Regions from separate parts of the Homo sapiens genome. Here region 1 is linked to region 2. The links are chromatin loops, found by intact Hi-C in ENCODE. Cell type or tissue: dorsolateral prefrontal cortex. All regions are shown on one strand.

Region 1 (2,500 bases), 410 kb after region 2:
GCCTGGCCACACTCCTTTGGTTTTGTGTCCTTCCTTCAGGCTTCCCAGGCTGGGTCTTTGAGCCCCAGACTCCTTCTGGCCCCCGACACTCATAGCCGGGCCAGTCTGTCTCCCATAGGGCAAAAACAATCCCGCAGAACACTAGCCTCAGGCCACGTCCCTCTGAGACCATGATCAGATGAGACACAATAAGCCCTCTTCCTGATTTTTTTTTTTTTCCTTGAGATGGAATCTTGCTCTGTCATCCAGGCTGGAGTGCAGTGGCGTGATCTCAGCTCACTGCAACCTCTGCCTCCCGGGTTCATGTGATTCTTCTGCCTCAGCCTCCCAAGTAGCTGGGAGTACAGGAGTGGGCCACTACGCCCAGCTAATTTTTGTATTTTTAGTAGAGACGGGGTTTTACCATATTGGCCAGGCTGGTCTCACACTCCTGACCTCAAGTGATCCGCCCACCTTGGCCTCCCAAAGTCCTGTGATTACAGGTGTGAGCCACCATGCCGGGCCTTCTCTTCATGATTTTTGTCTAAGCACGGACAAAAACAAGGTCTCTGTGCCACCCACAAAGCTCTGCACATCTTGGTAAATGTTCCTTTTTTCCCAGTCAGCCTCACCCCCACTTTCTGATGGCAGCCAATCCAGAGCTAACCGTGGCTTCCTTAAACCCTCCCCAAGTCACCCTGCCAAACCCCATGGGTTTCCTAACAGCATCTTACTGAGATGCCCTGTGGTTCCCTACGCTGTGTGTTTTCCCTCATTGCGCCGACCAGTGAACCCCACCTGTGCACTTCCAGCTGTTCGGGTTGTCTGGGGCCATTGACACCAGAGAGAGATGGTATCTGGGCCTTCTGGACTCAAGTGCAGGTTTCCCCTACTCTTGATCTTGAACTAGTCATTTTCCTTTTAGGACCAAAATGACCTTATTTCTGTAGAGAGGTGGCTGGTGAGGCCCGTCCTATGCCACGGTAGATGGGAAGTTTGTCAATTTCAAGTGCCCTTTGGGCATTAGTTGACTTTGTCATCATCATTCTTCTCATTTACAGAGGGGGAAACAGGCCTGAAGGGGAAGCCCCACAGCTGGGAGGTGGCAGGGCTGAGGCTCCAGCTCTGGAATGACTGACCCCAGCGTCCTAGCTTTGAGCCACCTGACCTCCCACCTTGTGACCCTCAGATGTGGTAGGGGGTGGTGGAAAGAGGTCAGAGGATTTGAGCAAGGAGTTCTTGAGACTCAGTGTCCTGGAATCAGGCACCTCACCCCCAGGGCCAGCCCTCCCGGGGCTGTGAGCTGAGCTCAGGGCAGCTCTCCAAGTTCATGGTCCACATCTTGGACATTCCTGCCCAGCCAGAGCTCTCAGCCCTTTGTGCCAAGGGGATCTCAGCTGGTTCACATTCTGAGACTGTGTTCTGGAATGTGCTGCCCTTTCAGCTTAGAGAGAGGAGTTTGGGTCTTTTTGGGATAAAGCCTGCCTTGTGGGAGAAGAAAGGGAGAGTAACGCTTTGCATGTGGAAAATACTTCAACGTGGTTTTGCATCTGTGTGTTTAAACTTCAAACAACCGCGTGAGTTCGGTGCGATTATTCTTACTTGATAGACGTAGAACCACGTTCACAGGAGGCAACTCACAGGCTCAAGGACACACAACCGTGGGACTGGGACTTGAACCTTGGGTTGTGGACCCCCAAGGTGGGTTTTTGTTGTTGTTTTGAGATGGAGTTTTTCGCTCTCTCACCCAGGCTGGAGTGCAGTGGCACGATCTCGGCTCACTGCAACCTCTGCCTCCTGGGTTCAAGCAATTCTCTTGCCTCAGCCTCCTGAGTAGCTCAGACTACAGGCACACATGCCACCACACCTGGCTAACGTTTAAAATATTTTTAGTAGAGACGGGATTTCACCGTGTTGGCCAGGCTGGTCTCGAACTCCTGACCTCAAGTGATTTGCCCGCCTTGGTCTCCCAAAGTGCTGGGATTACAGGTGTGAGCCACCATGCCCAGCCCAAGGTGGGGTTTTGACCCCCCACTTTCTAGTTGCATTGGATTTCAGGCTCTGGGTGCCCACCTAGGACCCCCTGTCGGAGGTAGAGGGGCTGGGGTCTGGTGGTGGGGCCGCTGCTGACCTCTCTGCCTCTGTCCCCTGCCCTTGTGTTCCAGCCTGCGGTGGAAGCACACCTCCTCCCTGAAGGTGGCCAACGAGCCCGTCTTAGCCTTCACGCAGGGCAGCCCTGAGCGAGATGCCCTGCAAAAGGTAATGGGAGGGTGGGAGGCACCCGAGAGGTGCAGGGCATGGAGCAGAGGCCATCCCCAGCAGCCCTGAGATAGCGCCCCGTGCCTGCAGCCATCACCCGCTTCTACCCTTGCTCCCAGCCTTGGGTGGAAGCCTGGGAGGGCTGTGGGTCTGGAGTGTGGGAACAGCTGGGAGGACCAAGGTGGCAGCCTGGAGCTACTCTGGGGCTTCTCAGGCCAGGTCAGATGTCATAAACCTAGTTGTTTTATAGTTAAACATGTTT
Region 2 (2,500 bases):
TTCTGGAAGGAGCACCACTTCGAGGCCATTGCGTTGGTGGAGAAGGCCCTGCAGGCCGCATATGGCGCCAGCGCCCCCAGTGTGACCTCGGCTGCCCTCCGGTGGATGTACCACCACTCACAGCTGCAGGTAACCAGCGACCCTGGGTGCTCAGCTTCTTCCCTTCCAGGGGGACCAGCGTCACCTTTAGGTGAAGCCCAAAGCATTTGATTTCTGAATTCCTCTGAAATTTTTCTTTCTTCCAATTCTCATAAGCACTCTTCCCACTGGTCTTTGATGGTATCTGAGTGGAGGCTTTGTAGTGAGGGATTTTCATTACAGGGATTTTCTTATTCCTTAGGCTTTCTGAAGTATGATTATCCCAGTGTTATTGATGAGGAAACCGAGGTTCACCCAGCTATTAAAGTGGCAGACATTTTAACACAGGTTTAACTAAGACCCACCCATCTCACCCTTTTGGTTTCTCTCTCTTGATGCCTCATGTCTTCCTGGTTAAAACTTATTTCCTGATCAGTGGCAGTGACCCACACCTGTAATCCAGCACTTTGGGAGGCCGAGATGGGAGGATTGCTTGATCTCAAGCATTTGAGTCTAGCCTGGGCAAGAAAATGGGACCCTATCTCTACAACAAATCAAAAACATTAGCCAGGTTGTGATGGCTTGCTCCTACGTTCCCAGCTACTCTGGAGGCTGGGATGGGAAGATGGCTTGAGCCTGGGAGGTCAAGGCTGCAGTGAGCTGAGATTACACCACTGCACCTTAGCCTGGGTGACAAAGCAAGACCCTGTCTAAAAAAAACAAGCAAACAACAATGAAAATAACAGCAACAAACTTATCTCCAGCTTCAGCCTTCCATGTTGCATAGTGTCTGGCATATATCCGGTAGATGTTCAGTACGTGGGAGCTGTGTTTTACATAAGTTTTCTCATTCCAATGCTGAAAACAGAGAAAAAGATTGAATGTCATGCCTGCATCGACAGCACATATACTAAAATTGGAATGATACAGAGAAGATTAGTATGGCCCCTGCGCAAGGATGACACGCAAATTTGTGAAGTGTTCCATATTTTTCCGCTGCCACCACCACACCGCACTACCTCCCACCCCCTTTTGTGTACAAAACACAAGGAAAAATATTTTTGTTTGAAAAAAAAAAAGATCGAATGTCAAAACAAGCTTAATAACGTAGCCTGCTTTTTAATTTTTTTGAGACAGAGTCTCACTCTGTTACCCAGGCGGTAGAACAGCAGCACACTCATAGCTCACTGCAACCTCAACCTCCTGGGCTCAAGTGATCCTTCTGCCTCAGCCTCCCTAGTAGCTGGGACAAGGCATGCACCATCACCCCTGGCTAATTTTGTTTTGTTGTTTTTTGTAGAGACAGAGTCTCTCTCTGTTGCCCAGGCTGGTCTTGAACACTTTGGCTCAAGTGTTCTTCCCACCTTGACCTCCCAAAGTGCTGGGATTGCAGGCATGAGCCTCTGTGCCCAGCCAACTTAGCCATTTTTACACAGCTGCTGGGGGCAGAACTGGGCTGTGAATGTAGTTCTGTGTGGAAGCGTCGTGCGGCAGTAGGGGAAAGGATGCGGGTTTCAAGTCACGTGGGTACAGCTATCCAAGGCACCTTAAGTCCTTTCTGGACATACAAGATATAAATATAAACAGAGACCCCAGATCTCAGCAGGGAGGTGGCTGGGACGGCTGTGAGTGGAGTCGCTGTGCAGCAGAAGAGGGTTGAAGTCTGGCCGTCTCCCTTGCAGGGTGCCCACGGGGACGCGGTCATCCTGGGCATGTCCAGCCTGGAGCAGCTGGAGCAGAACTTGGCAGCAACAGAGGAAGGGCCCCTGGAGCCGGCTGTCGTGGATGCCTTTAATCAAGCCTGGCATTTGGTTGCTCACGAATGTCCCAACTACTTCCGCTAGGCCCATCATGGCTCAGGCTGCCCAAGGCTTTTCTGTCACCTCTTTTGTTCTCTCACACTGACCAGTCTTGGCCTTAAGCTGACTTAGAAGGGTTTTTCTGAATTGTCTAGATCCATGCATTATTTTTCTAGCTTCCTGCCTTGCTCCCTATTCACTTTACACTGTGAAAGGTGGGGGGTGAGTCCCACTTGAGCGCTTCCTGTTGAATAAAGCAGGCACTTGACCTGGCTGTAGCCTAGGTCTTGAGTGAACCCCAAAAACTTGCTTTCTCTGCTGTTAACACTTTGTTTCCCATCCTACCTGGGGACTGAGAAAGGGCAGAACCATGGGCTGGAGTCTTCAGAGGGCAGAGGTAGTAGGAGGGTCACAGAAGCACACTGCCCTCCCAGGGTCTCCTCGGGCCCCTGGTCTGAATACCCACCTGACCTCTCAACATTGAGGTGTCTCTCACTCTTCTACACACGATAGAAAAGAGAGTCATACACCTGCAGTACATTTTCTCTAATTCAGAGTTGCCTCAATACATTCTTAGGAATGAAACAACTGGGACAAAGAAACTACCATTAGAGTCACTACCA

The links. Peaks named below come from ENCODE experiments on the same cell type or tissue, not always from the same donor. Only the 100,000 strongest peaks of a DNase experiment are listed, where the experiment ranks them.
Region 1: a loop joins it to region 2, with 3 times the contacts of the local background. A loop is called at or near these places in 2 of 110 quality-filtered maps.

Annotation. Positions count from the first base shown.
Region 1 is chr1:18,889,750-18,892,249 of GRCh38, reverse strand. It overlaps ALDH4A1 (aldehyde dehydrogenase 4 family member A1), which reads left to right. Exons shown (of 15, transcript NM_003748.4): 2 at 2,145-2,238. Among named protein-coding and RNA genes, the nearest start is that of MIR1290, 6.1 kb to the left of the region's middle. In dorsolateral prefrontal cortex, no CTCF peak of the experiment used is centred here; a DNase peak (open chromatin) is centred at 1,327; H3K27ac peaks cover 1,120 bases.
Region 2 is chr1:19,303,647-19,306,146 of GRCh38, reverse strand. It overlaps AKR7A2 (aldo-keto reductase family 7 member A2), which reads left to right. Exons shown (of 7, transcript NM_003689.4): 6 at 1-129; 7 at 1,761-2,182. The coding sequence ends at 1,922. It overlaps LOC124903867 (a long non-coding RNA gene), which reads right to left. Exons shown (of 3, transcript XR_007065521.1): 3 at 799-936. It also overlaps the pseudogene RNU6-1099P. Among named protein-coding and RNA genes, the nearest start is that of AKR7A2, 7.2 kb to the left of the region's middle. In dorsolateral prefrontal cortex, no CTCF peak of the experiment used is centred here; no DNase peak of the experiment used is centred here; H3K27ac peaks cover 296 bases.